3 separate regions of the Homo sapiens genome follow, and regions 2 and 3 are each linked to region 1. A link is an interaction called in ENCODE POLR2A ChIA-PET data of the cell type or tissue named here. Cell type or tissue: Caco-2. All regions are shown on one strand. Links, peaks and the distances in the headings refer to the core of each region. The heading gives the core; the rest is flanking DNA.

The links. ChIA-PET counts read pairs that join two places held together with the same protein. Peaks named below come from ENCODE experiments on the same cell type or tissue, not always from the same donor. Only the 100,000 strongest peaks of a DNase experiment are listed, where the experiment ranks them.
Region 2: POLR2A ChIA-PET joins it to region 1 with 15 read pairs; 7 of 35 experiments call an interaction of 5 or more read pairs at or near these places.
Region 3: POLR2A ChIA-PET joins it to region 1 with 17 read pairs; 5 of 35 experiments call an interaction of 5 or more read pairs at or near these places.

What each region holds. Positions count from the first base shown.
Region 1 is chr12:114,701,598-114,707,084 of GRCh38, reverse strand. All of the region lies in intron 1 of TBX3-AS1 (TBX3 antisense RNA 1), which reads right to left. Among named protein-coding and RNA genes, the nearest start is that of TBX3, 20 kb to the right of the region's middle. In Caco-2, for the core only: no CTCF peak of the experiment used is centred there; DNase peaks (open chromatin) are centred at 2,854, 3,274 and 3,664; H3K4me3 peaks cover 151 bases.
Region 2 is chr12:114,765,968-114,771,454 of GRCh38, reverse strand. TBX3-AS1 (TBX3 antisense RNA 1) reads right to left here. Exons shown (of 2, transcript NR_187552.1): 2 at 3,467-4,171. Among named protein-coding and RNA genes, the nearest start is that of TBX3, 85 kb to the right of the region's middle. In Caco-2, for the core only: no CTCF peak of the experiment used is centred there; DNase peaks (open chromatin) are centred at 924, 2,964 and 3,324.
Region 3 is chr12:114,797,158-114,802,644 of GRCh38, reverse strand. No RefSeq gene overlaps it. Among named protein-coding and RNA genes, the nearest start is that of TBX3, 120 kb to the right of the region's middle. RefSeq lists enhancers at 2,319-2,819, 2,820-3,320. In Caco-2, for the core only: no CTCF peak of the experiment used is centred there; a DNase peak (open chromatin) is centred at 2,824.

The sequences.
Region 1 (5,487 bases), core at 793-4,792:
AGTGATCCACCCGCCTTAGCCTCCCAAAGTGCTGGGATTACAGGCTGAGTCACCACGCTCAGCCAGCCTAATAGTTTTTAATGTGCTTAATTCACTGCTACATCCTGAGCCCCAGACACATAGTAGGCCCTTGGTAAACATTTGCAGAATGGATGAATGAGTTAATGAATGAATGAATGAGTATCAGACCTAGTATTGGTACCTTTAGATGAAGCAAGCAAAGAGCATGGCATGGATCTTGCGTAGTGTAGCTGATTCACAAATGCTTTTGTTCTCATTTTGCTGGGACCCCAGAATCCACTGAGATCATCCTGTTCAACTCTAAGCCACGTTTGATTTACTCATGGGTGTTCTGGGTTTCCAGCTTTCTTATTTCTGTCTGTCACTTAAATCAGCCTCCAAATGCCTGTCCCAGCGGCTCAGAGTTCTTGAAGCTGTATTTCACCAAGAAAAGTGAGTGCTGCTGTCCTGGGGCCATTTGCAATTTCCCTTCCATGAGCAGAGGTGTTTCACTAAGTGCTCTGTTTAAAGGCAAAAAATGCTTCAGTTCCTGACTTATCTTTGTGAAGGGATTACTTGGTGCTAAGGTAGGACTTGTCTACAGATCCTTTGGGGCAAAAAAGCTGCAAAGGTGTTTACAGCGTGATGTTGGGGGAAAAGGGGAGGGAGGGATTCTTTTTCTGGGTGGAAAACTGAAGTTTCAGAGGGACCAGAGCTGCCCAGAACTTCACCCCAGAGGTAGAGTGTGCGTGTATTAGAATAGAGGTATTGATAGACACTTTTAGGAGAAACTTCCCTCCCCAAGCCCTGTCTCTGAGCCAAAATCAGCCTAAGCCAGACCTTGCTCTTTCCTGGCCCTCTGGGAAATATTCCTTGAAAAGCTGTTCACAGAATGGATTTTCTATTCCACAAAACCTGTCTCTTTGCCTTGGCTCGCAGTACAAGCACATTGCCCCAGCTTTCAAAACTGTGCCGATTTCTCATGAGAATCCTCCTCTGTCCCTATAGGGACCAAGAGACCAATTAGTTACTTAATAAGTCAGGGGTTCATACCCTGTTATCTTCCAATAGACTTTTATGGGGGTGTGGGAGACCATGGACAGAATTCATGGATCTGTGAACTTGGATGGAAAAAAAAAATCACACTTTCATTATCACTAAACTCGCAGTGAAATTAGTATTTCCTTCTATTATGAATATAGACAACAAACCACAGGGGGATTAGCAGTGGCTGTGACTGGGTCACCAATAGAAATCTCAGGTGTTAGGCCAGGTGCAGTGGCTCACGCCTGTAATCTCAGTACTTTGGGAGGCTGAGGCAGGCGGATCACCTGAGGTTGGGAGTTCAAGACCAGCCTGGCCAACATGGCGGAACTCCGTCTCTACTAAATATACAAAAATTAGCTGGGTGTGGTGACGCATGCCTGTAGTCCCAGCTACTCAGGAGGTTGAGGCAAGAGAATTGCCTGAACCCAGGGGGCAGAGGTTGTAGTAAGTCGAGATTGCACCACTACACTCCAGTCTGGGCAATAGAGCAAGACTCCATCTCAAAAAAAAAAAAAAAAAAAGAAATCTCAGGTGTTTGTATATAACATTACAGGTGTGACTGGGATCCTGAAATGTTGTTCTGCTCATCCCAACTTCAAAAGTACACTATTAGGGCATTGTGCCACGGCTCACGCCTGTAATCCCAGCACTTTGGGAGGCTGGGGCAGGAGGATCGCCTGAGCTCAGGAGCCTGAGACCACCCTGGGCAACATAGAGAGACCCTCATCTCAAAAAATAGTAATAAGGCCAGGTACGGTGGCTGACGCATGTAATCCCAGCACTTTGGGAGGCTGGGGCAGGAGGATCGCTTGAGCTCAGGAGCCTGAGACCACCCTGGGCAACATAGAGAGACCCCCATCTCAAAAAATAGTAATAAGGCCAGGCACGGTGGCTGACGCCTGTAATCCCAGCACTTTGGGAGGCTGGGGCAGGAGGATCGCTTGAGCTCAGGAGCTTGAGACCACCCTGGGCAACATAGTGAGACCCCCATCTCAAAAAATAGTAATAAGGCCAGGCACGGTGGCTGACGCCTGTAATCTCAGCACTTTGAGAGGCTGAGGCAGGCAGATTGTCCGAGGTTAGGAGTTTTAGACCAACCTGGCCAATATAGCGAAACCCCGTCTCTAGTAATAATACAAAAATTAGCTGGGCGTGGTGGTGCATGCTTGTAATCCCAGCTACTTGGGAGGCTGAGGCAGAGAGAATTGCTTGAAGCCGGGAGGTGGAGGTTGCAGTGAGCAGAGATCGCGCCACTGCACTCCAGCCTGGGCAACAGAGCGAGACTCTGTCTGAAAATAGTAATAATAAAATAAAATGTCAATGTAGTATATATTACAGTTCCTGCCCCCACCCTTGCCCCGTTCTACCAGTAAGGCAATGGGGACCCAGATACTTTCCCAGTGCCTGTTAATTCCCAGGGAAAGTGCCAGGCCTTTCCTTGTGGCTTCTCTGGTAGCTGGTGGCCTGCAATCTGCCCCCTCCCAGTCCTCCTAAACCTCTGTAGGGCCTGGGCTAGAAAGTCAGGGACTCCAAGTTCCTGGCGTGGGTGTCAAACATCCCTTCTGAGTGCCCTGGCTCCAGGGTCCCCCGTCCTGAAGGGCCCAGCTGAGTGCGGCTTTCATCAGCCTCTGAGAGGTGGCAACAAGTTTCAGGGCAGGGTGCCTGCTGCCCACTGCCCCCACTTTTGCAGACCAGGCAGAGTGCTGGGAGGACTGGAAGCAAGATTCCAGAGGCATCTGGAAGTTATCAGTAACTCAACTGTCTGGCCAGTGGGGTGGGTTGAGGCCAGTGGCAGAGGGCAGAAACTGGCTGGAGGGTAGAGCGAGGAATCCCACACAGATTCCTGGGGCCAGACCCAGCTCCTGGGGGGAAGGGGTGGTGATGAGCTGGCTGGAAACCCTGCACCCTGCCCAGCCCTCCTTGGGCAGCAGCACCAAAGACAGCTGAAAGTCAATGATGATATTTGTCTGAGAAGAAACAGAGAGGGAGGAGCAGGTGGGCAGAGAGGGAGAGAAGCAGGCAGCCTGCTCCACTGGGCAGCACTTGAAGACCACGGCAGGGAAGGCGGGGCTGGGCAAAGCTCACCCTCTGGTCCACTTGAAGATTCCTGCTTCAAAACTAACCCTGATGGCTTCCAGACAAGTCGGCACCAAGGGTCATTTCTGGAGGCTGTAAGTGTTGTCGATAGCAGCTGTAGGGACAGGTGTAAATCAGCCTGTGCATTCCTCCCCTCGACCCCTCCCAGCTTTCTGCACCTGAAGCAGGTTCCATTTATTACTGCAAGCCAGCTCGGGAGGTCTAAACACACACACACACACACACACACACACACACACACAGGCACACACGGATATGCAGGCATGTGCCCTGTAGGCACATTTTTCTTTTCTTTTTTTTTTTTTTTTTTTTAGTGCTCCTTTAAAGCAAATTCTATCAGCTGTTTGTTAAAGCAAAGCAAACAAGGCTTCCCAACAAAAAAAAAAAAAAAAAAAGAAAAGAAAGAAAAGGAAAAAAATCCTTGATTAGCTACCTTTTAAAATGCCTTTCCTGGCAGACTGGGAGGCAAATAAGGGAGGAGGTAGAGTGAGGGAAGTTGAGCTGCGGTTTATTTGAACTAGTTGGAGTGATGAGTTGGGAGCCTGCAGGGGGCAGGGGAGGGGGTGCAAACGCGGACTTCACCTTCACCAGACTACTCTCAAACCTTCCTTCTCATCATCCACCAGCCTCCTGTGGTTCAACAAAGTTCTGTTTTCCCAAGAGGCTGGGAGGGAGGCTGCCCTTCATCGTCCCCTCCCTCTCCGTTGCAAGCAGGAATGTCTAGGAAATTGTGCAGCCCCTCTTTATTGGGCCAAATGCACTCTGGGAATAAGGAGGACTCTGGGGAAATTCCATTTTCTCTTCTTGGCCAAGTAGTCCCTACCAACAAGAACTTCTTAGTGAGTTTGTGTAGCGTGCTGTTGGAGTGGGGAAGAGGCTTTTCTGTGAAGCCAATGACAGAGAGAAACACAATGCCTTTTTTCCCCAAGATCCCAGCCACACACTCTCCCCCACCCTCTACCACAAAGGCCCTGCTGGGGGCCCCTGGAAACCCCTAATGAATGAGAACCTCTCTCCTAAGTTGTTAGTATTTGATGCTTTATACGGTTTTGAAAACCATATTCCCCAAGGGCTGGAGGCTATTCGGGAATTGGTCGGTTTGAGAAGCTCAATCGTGATTTAATGGAGGCATTTATACCGTGCTAGATAATCTCATACGTATGTCAAGTAATACATCGGGAGGGTGGCCCGGCTCTCTGGCTCTCCATTTCCCCACCATCTTTCTTATGTTTCCTTTTGGCCACTCCTTTCCCATCCGCTTTCCTTAGTCCCCACTTTCCCCACTTTCTCTGCCTCCAGGTGCTTCTCCCTTTCTTTGTCTCACCTCTTCTCTCTCTCTCCCCCCTCTTTCTCCTCCCCCCCCCCACCTCGCCCCTGCACTTGCTTCTTGCTCTCTGTGTTTCTTAATCTTTGTCCTTTCACCCCATCCCCAGTCTGCCTGATCCATCTCTCTCTGTCATTGTCTCTTCGTCTCTAACCTTTATCTCTTCTCCTCTTCTCCTCTCCATGCCTCTCCCACTCTGTGGGTATATAAGGGTCTCTTTTTATCTTCCATGCCTGTCTGTCTTCCTCCCTTGTTTGTCCTTCTTCCCTCATCCCCAAATACCCTCTCTCACTTTCTGTCACCCTCCCTCCCCAACTCCACTGTCCTCATTCTTTTCCACCTTTCTCATCTCCTTCCGCTCATCTCCTCACCCTCCCGCCAGACGCTCAAGCTGGGGGGTTGGGAACAGCCCCAGCTCTTGCCTCGGTGGATCTGCAATGCCCCCAGAGAACTGGGAAGGGGGACAGTGGGCTTCTGCTGCTGGCTTGGAGTTTTGCAATTGTAGCCTGGCCCTGGGAGTCGGGACCTCAGCCCCACATAGCTTCTGTTGAGAGACAGGAGGACTCTGGGCCTCCCCAGGAGTCAGAAATTCTCTCTGGTCCTGTTTACATGCAGCCCCCTCCTCATTTTCAGAGATCATTGCTGCAGGGGCTCCACCCATGGATGCTCCAAGCACCCACTAATGTTCCTTTATTCTCTACAAGTTCTTATTTCTCAATAGGTCTGAGAACTTTTTCTCCTGACCTCAGGAGATGGAGAAGACCTGGACAGAGTGGAGATGGTGGAAAAGGCAGGGGATTAGATTCAAAATTAGGACACCAGGGTCTCTGAGCCTAGCTGGGGACTCTAACTCCAGTGCAAGGAGAGGAAGGGAGCACTTTGTCTCTGGGATCCGTCACAGTTTTGAGATCCCAGGATTCAGGAAAGGGGCTCACAGGAGCTAACTCTTCAGTGGGAAGCTTAATGGAGGATCTCACTTTAGTATCAACTTGGGGAGAAGACAAGTAGTGGGGTTTCAG
Region 2 (5,487 bases), core at 845-4,844, 64 kb before region 1:
GAGCACCTACAGTGTACCAGGAACCATGCTGAGACTTTACACACATCATCTCATTTAAACCTCACAATAACTTCAAACAAATGAGGAAACTGAGGCTCAGAGACCTAAGTAATGGGTGCCCCCACATCCATTCAATCCCCTGAACATCTCTCAGTGATCTGCCTTTCTGTGCTCCATGGCATAGTATAAGTGTCATCATTTCTTGCTTGGATTCTAAAAAGGGCTTCCTTAGTTTTTCCCCTACCCAAATCTATCTCTTAAGCCAGAACGACTTTTTGCTAATAAAACTCTCTTTCATAAAGTTCTTCAGTGGCTCCCCATGACCCTCAAAATTAAGCTGGAATTCACAAGAAGGCTCTTCAGGCCCTACATGATCTAAGCCCAGCCAGACTCCATCCTCATCTCACCCTGCTCCCTTCTCCAGGTTAATACTTAATTCATCCTTCAAAATTTAGCTTAGATAGCCAGGTGCGGTGGCTCATGCTTGTAATCCCAGCACTTTGGGAGGCCGAGATGGGAGGATCACTTGAGGCCAGGAGTTCGAGACTAGCCTGGCCAACATGGTAAAACCCCATGTCTACTAAAAATACAAAAATTAGCCAGACGTGGTGGCGGGTGTCTGTAATCCCAGCTACTTGGGAGGCTGAGGCAAGAGAATCCCTTGAACTCAGATAGTGGAGGTTGCAGTAATCCGAGATTGCACCACTGCACTCCAGCCTGAGTGACAGAGTGAGACTGTCTCAAAAAAAAAAAAAAAGAAAAAAATCAGCTTAGATACCACTTCCACCAGGAAGTCTTCCTTGCCTGCCCCTCAGGTGTAAGTCGGGTCCACCTACTCAGTACTCCAAGAACACTCTGTTATCATAGCACTCAGCACAGTGTGGTTTTGTTGCCTGTTAAGTTGTCTCTCTCCCCCAGATGGCAGTGGGTATGCACAGAGCTTCACACATTGTGTCTCGTATTTACCAAATGCCCTGAGCCATTTATCACAAGTACATGGAGAAAGCTAGGACTGAAAGCCATTGCTCACTGACTCCAGGGACTGTGTTCTGTCTACTGTTCCACACGGGTGTTGCTGGAAACACAAGAATCTGTCTAGACTAGCAGGCCCCAGAGGGGCTAGGCCCAAGTGTACAAGGGCTTGGAATGGCAAACACATGCTTCCACTTTCCAAACCCACATCCATGGCAGACATTACTAATGGACCACCACATTTCTTCTCATTGATCCCAGGCTTAACACAGGGCCCCAGCCAGTCTCCATCAGTTGACTCAAACTTACAAGTAAGGAGCCAGGCAGGGTGGTACATGCTTATAATCCCAACTAGCTACTTGGGAGGCTGAGGCAGGATGATCACTTGAGCCCAGGAGTTTGAGACCAGCCTGGGCAACAGAGTGAGACCCCGTCACTACAAAATTAAAAATTTTTTAAATTAGCCAGGCAAATTGTTGTTGTTTTTAAATTATAGACAGGGCCTCAGCTTGCACCTGACATGAAATCTGTTTACCATTGTTATCTATTGCCCAATGACCCTGTTTTGTGGACCAGAAAAAATGAAGCTCTGTCTTTCCCAATATCACGTGCAAGTTCATGTGAAAGCAGAGACAGGCCCTCTCCACTCCCAGTTTGGTGTAATTTCACCGCCCCTCCTGGCATCTGGAGACAAGCTTCTTACGCTGTGTGGTCAGCCTACCCTCAGGACATCTAGAGAAAGAAGCTTTCTTGTGAAACTGGGCCAGTAGACTCATAGAAGACTCTAAGGACAAGAACACCTTCTAGAATGACGCAGGGGACTTCCTTAAGTTTCCTGGAGGCAAGCCAGGCATGGAGGCTCATGCCTGTAATCCCCAAACTTTGAGAGGCTGAGGTGAGAGGATCATCTGAGGTTAGGAGGTTGAGACCAGCCTTGGCAACATAGCAAGACCCCATCCTACAAAAAATAAAAAATTAGTCAAAAGTGGTGGGTGACCCTGTAGTTCCAGCTACTCAAGAGGCTGGGATGGGAAGGTCACTTGAGCCCGGGAGGTGGAGAGACCCTGAATCTAAAAATAAATGAATAAATCAATAAATACAATTTTAAAATTAAAATTGGCTAGGTATGGTGTCTCACTCCTATAATCCCAGCACTTTGGGAGGCCAAGGCGGGAGGGTACCTGAGGTCAGGAGTTCAAGACCAGCCTGGCCAATATGGTAAAACCCTGTCTCTACTAAAAATACAAAAATTAGCTGGGTGTGGTGGCCCATGCCTGTGATCCCAGCTACTCAGGAGGCTGAGGCAAGAGAATCGCTTGAACCCAGGAGGCGGAGGCTACAATGAGCCGAAATCATGCCACTGCACTCCAGCCTGGGCAACAGAGTGAGACCCTGTCTCAAAAAAAAAAAATCCTTTAAACTAAGAAACCAACATTGGTTCATTACTCTGAACTAAACTCTAGATCTTCTTCAGATTTCATCCATTTTTCTGGCCCAGGATCCCATCCGGAGTACTATGTTGCCTTGAGCACATTCTCTTTTTGATAAATACAGTTCCTGGATTACTCCCTTTCTCCTGCCATGTAATTCCTTCTCTCACTCAGAAATGAATTTGTCTGTTGTTTTGCTTTGGTCTGGCTCATCCCCTCTCCCCCATTTTACAAATTATAGTTTAGGGAAAAGTTTCACCTGATTCTATCTAATATTGTCAGCAGCCCTTGTCCACCACATTCATTTTTCCTCTTTCTGTTTTAAAATCTAGTTCACATCATCAAAATGGCCACTAGCACTTCCTGAAAAACTTGGCAACACATTTTACTGTATTTCAAAAAAAAAAAAAAGTTCTGCTTTTTTTTCCCCCGTCCCCCCACCCCAAACTTCGTTTGTTCTTTTATGACTAAGGATATTTATCTCCTGCTTGCTTTAGAAGTTTATGAGCTGCTTTTGCTTTGAATTCCAGGCCAAGGTCAGTCCTCCTTTTGTCATGATGTCACGGCCTGTTGCCGTGGTTACCCCTGTGACATCATCAGACCAATCTGGGGGCCTGCTGGGGCAGGGGGGAGAGGGGCTTTGAAACCGCTCCTTTCATCTGTCTTTGGTGAGGGCGGTGTTGCTGCTTTTTGTAAAAGTTTTTGAGAATGGCGAGACACTAAAGGGAAGAGTTAATAAGATTTACTACCCCCCAAAATGCCGCAGACCCCTAAAAGTCAGGCCACAATCAAAGGCTGCAGGCTTCTGAAGGGAAAAAGGCTAAAGGAATAAACGCATTTCCAAAAACCAGAACTCTGTATCTGTAAAAAGACCACCAGTATGCCACAAGGAGAAACACGCACGCCTGCACGCACACAGGCACACACACACACAATTGGCCCTCTCAACCAAATTGCCTCTAGATGGAATGTATTTCACGAGGTGTCCCTTGGTCTTTAATCTAATCTAATCTGTCTCTCCCTCAGCATAAAAGCAAAAGTAAAGAATCACAAACCAGGAATGCTTGGTTTGAAAGGCTTTTTAATAAAAGGAGAAAAGAAAAAGAACAAAAGCCGAGTGAACACTCAACAGACAGTTTTCATGTCACTAAAACAGCATCTTGAAAAATGTTAATCTTTTTTTTTTTCTTTTCCTTAGGGTCAGGGGAAGGGAAAAAAATGTGTTTTTATGGTGAACATGTGTCAAGAGGACTCCATCCCATAAACTCGGTGCCCACAATAAGTATATTTGTGTAGTAATTAATGTGAGATCAGAGACACAAGTTTTGCCAAAAGGCCATTGTCAGTATGGGGTACATTATTTAGGTCAAGAATCCAGTTTTCCAAATGTGGTATACATTGTGCTCGCTGTAATTAAGCGTTTTGTCATCTAACGACAAAGCGAGCAAGAGTGACTCCCAGACGGATTATACCTAAAACACAGTTTCCAAATGTTTCTTCTTGGCAAATCTTTTAAGGAAATTCTATGCAGAAGGAATGTCAAGACATCTGTAATTAGATCTGGGAGAAAAGGGTGGAAGGAAGATTACTGGGCTATTTTTTTTATTTTGTCTCTCAAAGAGACCCCCTGTAATTCCACGTCCTGGCTGTCAAGAGCCTTATCCATCACGGGTTCCTGGGTCATCTGTCTTTGCATTCACTTTCTTGCCGAGGTCTCCAGTAACACCCTTGCAATGCCAATTCTCCTCCAAGAAGTTTACTGCAAGCCGCTGTGAAGACAGAACGGACAGCGTCCAAAGTGCCTTGGGCCAGGCCCGTTCTTCGAACTCGGTAGATTTTGTTTCTGAAGGTTTCTGCTTTGTCATGCGCCTGGAGGTCTTATTAAGAAAGTAGAGGCCAGGCGCGGTGGCTCACGCCTGTAATCCCAGAACTTTGGGAGGCTGAGACGGGGGGATCATGATGTCAGGAAATCTAGACCATCCTGGCCAACATGGTGAAACCTCGTCTCTACTAAAAATACACAAATTAGCTGGGCGTGGTGGTGCGTGCCTGTAACCCCAGCTACTCGGGAGGCTGAGGCAGGAGAATCAATTGAACCAGGGAGTCGGAGGTTGCAGCGAGCCAAGATCACACCACTGCACTCCAGCCTGGTGACAGAGGGAGACTCTGTCTCAAAAAAAAAAAAAAAAAAAAATGCCGGGCGCAGTGGCTCACGCCTGTAATCCCAGCACTTTGGGAGGCGGGCGGATCACGAGGTCAGGAGATCGAGACCATCTTGGCTAACAGGGTGAAACCCCGCCTCTACTAAAAATACAAAAAATTAGCTGGGGATGGTGGCGGGCGCCTGTAGTCCCTGCTACTAGGGAGGCTGAGGCAGGAGAATGGCTGAACCCAGGAGGCGGAGCTTGCGGTGAGCTGAGATCATGCCACTGCACTCCAGCCTGGGCAACAGAGCGAGAGTCTGTCTCAAAAAAAAAAAAGAAAAAGAAAAAGAAAAGAAAGCAGAATGGAGTGCAGTTTGTAGGTCCCAGGGCTGCAATTTGGAAGACATTCATATTGCAAGGGAAATTGAAGAGGGAGCTAAAAGGATCCTTCCAGCACTGTGCATTTCAACTTTTTGGAGGGGCCGCAGCAGTAGGGGGGTGCATATTGGGGTGCATAGCCCCATCTGGGTCTGATGTTGGATGTTGGTTTGCATCTGTTTCTAGTTTTGTATGTTGGTATGGGTCTGCTTGTGCATGAATATGCTCCTGTACGCCTGTGGGTCTTTTGCATGTGTTTGCAAGCGTGTGATGCCTCGCTGTGCATGGGTCTGGGGGGGGGGGGTGCTGTCTCTGAGCATATTGCTGTGTGTGTTTCAAAGGCCGCTATGTGCTTGCCACACGCTCGGGGGCATTTATAACTTTATGTATGTGCATGAAAGAGCAACTGGGAAATATACTGCATTCATTATACTTTATACTCCCTTTTCCAACCAACAGGCTATCTGCAGACCTCTCAGCTCCTCATCACCCAAATACGATCTTAGGGGGTTCACAAAATAAAACAGGTCATAAATCTCAAGACTGGCTAGAACCTGGGGAGT
Region 3 (5,487 bases), core at 845-4,844, 96 kb before region 1:
CCAACATGGTGAAACCCCATCTCTACTAAAAATACAAAAATAGCCAGGTGTGTGGCACATGCCTATAATCCCAGCTACTCAGGAGGCTGAGACCTCCGATCCTCCCTGAGAATCACTTGAACCCGGGAGGCAGAGGTTGCAGTGAGCCGAAATTGCACCACTGCTCTCCAGCCTGGGCAACAGAGCAAAACTTCATCTTAAAATAAAATAATAATTTAAAAAAGAATTAGCTGGATGTGATGGCACACACCTGTGGTCCCAGCTACCTGGGAGGCTGAGGTGGAAGGATTGCTTAAGCCTGAGAGGTCAAGGCTGCAGGGAGCCATGATCATACCACTGCACTCCAGTCTGGGTGAAAGAGCAAGACCTTGTCTCAAAAGAAAGGAAATCAACACATGGACTGAACAGATTGTTAGGGTATCAGGTCTTCATATCCCCTTCAACCAGCCCCACTCTTCTTCAATCTGTTTTACATATTGGATTTCTGCACATGATTTTGCTTGAAGAGAGGTTTCCAGAGTTATAAAAGCACTTTTATTTTACAAGATGGGAGATGAAAACTGAGTTCCAAACAGAAGTAAGATTTGCCCAAGGACATCCAATGACTCAACAGAGGTCTTAAGAGAAGAAAGCAAGTTTTAAGACATAGAAGTGGCCAGGCACAGTGGCTCACACCTGTAATCCTAGCATTTTGGGAGGTGGAGGCAGGTGGATCACCTGAGGTCAGGAGTTCGAGACCAGCCTGACCAACATGGAGAAACCCTGTCTTTACTAAAAATACAAAATTAGCCGGGCATGATGGCGCTTGCCTGTAATCCCAGCTACTTGGGAGGCTGAGGCAGGAGAATCGCTTGAACTCAGGAGGCAGAAGTTGAGGGGAGCCAAGATTGCACCATTGCACTCCAGCCTGGGCAACAAGAGCGAAACTCCATCTCAAAAAGAAAAAAAAAAAAAAAAGACATACAAGCAGTCAACAAACATGAAAAAAATGTTCTGCATCACTAATCATCAGAGAGATGCAAATCAAAAGGACAATGAGATACCATCTCACACTAGTCAGAATGGCTATTACTAAAAAGTCAAAAAACAACAAATGCTGGTGAGGCTGCCCAGAAAATGGAACGCTTATGCACTGTTGGTGGGAATGTAAATTTAGTTCAGCCACTGTGGAAAGCTGTCTGGAGATTTCTCAAAGAACTTAAAACAGGGCCAGATGCATTGGCTCACACCAGCAATCCCAGCATTTTGGGAGGCCGAGGTGGGAGAATCACTTGAGCTCAGGAGTTCAAGATTATCCTGGGCAACGTAGTGAGACCCCATCTCCACAAAAGAAAAAAATTCCCCACAAGTGCACATCTGTGGTCCCAGCTACTCTGGCGGCTGAGGTGGGAGGATCACTTGGCCCAGAGAGGTCGAGGCTTATAAGAACTTAAAACAGAACTACCGTTCAACTCAGCAATCCTGCTACTGAGTATATATCCAAAAGAAAACTAATCATTCTACCAAAAAGACACCTGCACTTATATGTTCATTGCAGCACTATTCACAATGGCAAAGGCATGGAATCAACCCTAAGTCCCCAACAACGATGAATTGGATAAGGAAAATGTGGCACATATACACCATGGAATACTGCACAGCCATAGAAATGAATAAAATCATGTTCTTTGCAGCAACATGGATGCAGCTGGAGGCCATTATCCTAAGTGAATTAATACAGGAACAGAATAGGAACTACCCCCTGTTCTCACTTATAGGTGGGAGCTAAACATTGGGTACTTATGAGCATAAAGATAGGAACAGATACTGGGGACTACCAGTGGGCGGAGGAAAAGACGGGGGCAGGGCTTGAAAAACTAACTGTTGGGGCCAGGCGCGGTGACTCACGCCTGTAATCCCAGCACTTTGGGAGGCTGAAGCGGGTGAGTCAACTGAGGTCAGGAGTTCGAGACCAGCCTGACCAACATGGAGAAACCCCGTCTCTACTAAAAATACAAAACTAGCTTGGCATGGTGGCACATGCCTGTAATCCCATCTACTCAGGAGGCTGAGGCAGGAGAATTGCTTGAACCCAGGAGGTGGATGTTGTGGTGAGCCGAGATCGTACCATTGCATTTCAGTCTGGGCAACAAGAGCGAAACTCTGTCTCAAAAACAACAACAACGAAAAATAAACTGTTGAGTACTATGATCAGTACCTGGGTGATGGGATCATTCATACCTCAAGCCTCAGCATCATGCCATCTACACAGGTAACAAACCTGCACATGTACCTCCTGAATCCAAAATAAAAGTTGCGGAGAAGGCCAGGCATGGTGGCTCATGCCTGTCATCCCAGCTGTTAGGGAGGCAGAGGCGGGAGGATAGCTTGAGCCCAGGAGTTTGAGACCTGCCTGGGCAATATAGCGAGATCCTGTTCTCCACAAAAAGGAAAAAAGAAAAGATTTTTTTAGAAGTGTAAAAGTTGGGAAAAAGGAAAGAAAAAAATCTTCCTGGCTGCCCATCCTGTTTTCTTTCTTTCACTACTCATCCTTTGGGGGTGAAGGTCCAGACAGCATGAGGACATAAACATATGACATTCCATAGATGTTTGGTGGCACTATTTCGTGTGACTACACTTCAAAAGCTTGTTTTCCCCAGCTGGGCCCCTGTTCTTCACTGTTTTGAGAATAAAAGATGGTGCCTTCATTACATCAAGTACCCAGGCTCCAAGGCCAACCAGGCACGCGGACTGGGCCTCCCTCCCAACAGTTGGTGGCCTTACTGAATGCCCTTTCAGCAGAGGGGAGCGTGGGCGGGGCTGGCAGAGCAGGCCCAGGGCACAGGGTTAGCCCTGATAACCTGAGATCAAAGCAGCCTGTCAGCAGTGTCAGCTGAGAGGCAGCCAAGACAAGCGATGCGGGCAGCTTCATCTCCCCGCTGGCCCTAGAGCAGGGGCGGGGAAAGCACCACAGTTCCCGGAAACTATTTCTGAACAGGCTGGAGGGAGCTCCTGGTGCCACTGCTCATTCCAAGCTGGCTCTGAGTCCGTCTCCAGCTCTCTCCTGCACCATGCGTGGTTTCCTCTCCCAGTTCCACTTTAGTTTTTTCCCACTCTTTCATCTACAATTTTCAATTTTTTAAAATTTATTTATTGATTTTTTTTTTTTTTTGAGAAAAGTTCACACTATTCACCCAGGCTGGTCTTGAACTCGTAGCCTCAAGCAATCTTCTAGCCTCAGCTTCCCAAAGTTCTGGGATTACAAGCATGAGCCACCGCACTGGGCTTTCCATTTTCATATAGACACATGCATACACACATAATTAAGATTTGTCTTCTCAGACCAGATGTGGTGGCTCATGCCTATAATCCCAGCACTTTGGGAGGCCGAGGCGGGCGGATCATCTGAGGTCAGGAGTTCGAGACCAGCTTGGCCAACATGGTGAAACCCCGTCTCTACTAAAAATACAAAAATTAGCCAAGCGTGGTGGCATGCACCTGTAATCCCAGCTACTCAGGAGGCTGAGTCAGGAGAATCATTTGAATGCGGGAGTCAGAGGTTGCAGTGATCTGAGTTCGCCCCACGCACTCCAGCCTGGATGACAAAGTGAGACTCTGTCTCAAAAAAAAAAAAAAAAAAAAAAAAAGGAATAAAAATAGATTTGTCTTCTCTTCCCTGAGACATTTCCCACTTTCAAAGTCTCTTAGTCTCTTTCTTTCTCACGGGTCCCATATGCAGGAGATGGCTACTGTCCTCTCTACCTCCCTGGCTAATACACACACAGCAGTCTCTCCTCCCAGTCTTCCCATTCTCATATTCACAGACACAGTTTTCTTCCAGCTTCCCTTACACACACGTGCACACACATGTGCACACACACACACACCTGCCCGGGTTACAGTCTCCAAACTCTCTTTTAAAAAAAGAATCCAGAGACAGCTGCCAATTAAAACAATAAAATCTCCTTGCCTTCCTTTCTGTTATTATGAACTCTGGGACCATTTCCACCAGCTGATGTCTGGATTTTTTTTTTTTCCTACAAGGTGTTGACCCTTTCATTTGCAGCTGGAATCAACAGCCACTGTTCCTCTCCAGCTGTGGCCCCTTTGTCAGCTGGGCAGCTCACAGCTGGCTGATTTTCATAGCCTAGCTACCTCAGCACTTTTGCAAAGAAAATGTGGGGGAAAGACCAGGTGCAGTGGCTCATGCCTATAATCCCAGCACTTTGGGAGGCTGAGACGGGCAGATCACTTGAGGTCAGGAGTTCGAGGCCAGCCTGGCCAACATAGTGAAACCCCATCTCTACTGAAAATACAAAAATTAGCTGGGCATGGTGGCGTGCGCCTGTAGTCTCAGCTACTCAGGAGGCTGAGGTGGGAGAATCCCTTGAACCTGAGAGGCAGAGGTTGCAGTGAGCTGAGATCACACCACTGCACTCTTGCCTGGGTGACAGAGACTCTATCTCAAAAAAGAAAAAAAAAGAGAAAAAGAAAAAAAGAGAGAAAGAAAATGGGAGGAAAGTTTGGAAATCTACCCTTCCAGTATATCATGAGAGATTCTAGAACCTTCCCCACACCCAAAGTTTGAATTATCTTCTCTCTCTACCCATGAACTCACACATGGTCTCTTCACTGTGTGTCCAGTTAGGTTGCAGGAAGAGAGAGGGAGAGGAGCATCCACATATCGCTACTTTCTGCTTTAGGCATCTGTAGGCCTCAGAACTTCATCTGTCATGCTGGCAGGGATGGTGGATGGGCAGGAGGGAGAGAAGGTGGCTCAGGGAGCCATGCCATTGCCGAGAGGCAAAGACAAGAAAAGAAGCATTTCGACCAGGCATGGTGGCTCACTCCTGTAATCCCAATACTTTGGGAGGCCGAGGCAGGTGGATCACTTGAAGCCAGGAGTTCGAGACCAGCCCGGACAACATGGTGAAACCCTGTCTTTACTAAAAATACAAAAATTAGCTGGGCGTGGTGGCGGGCACCTGTAATCCCAGCTACTCGGGAGGCTAAGGCACAGAATCACTTGAACCCCGGAGGCGGAGGTTGCAGGGAGCCAAGATGGCACCAATGCACTCCAGCCTGGGCGACAGACTGAGACTCTGTATCAAAAAAGAAAAGAAAAAGAGAATTTGGCTGGGCACAGTGGCTCACACCTATAATCCTACCACTTTGGGAGGCCGAGGCAGGCAGATCACTGAGTTCAGGAGTTCGAGACCAGCCCAGCCAACATGGTGAAACCTCATCTCTACTAAAAACACAAAAATTAGCTGGGTGTGGTGGCGCATTACTCTAGTCCCAACTACTCAGGAGCCTGAAAAGGGAGAATTGCTTGAACCAGGGAGGAAGAGGTTGCAATCAGCTGAGATTGTGCCACTGCACTCAAGCCTGGAAGACAGATTGAGACTCTATCTCAAAAAAAAAAAAAAAAAAGATGAAGAAGAAAAGGAGCATTTATTGAGCCCCTGCTGTGTGCTGCATGCTGTGTGTACCTACCTCCTAAATGCA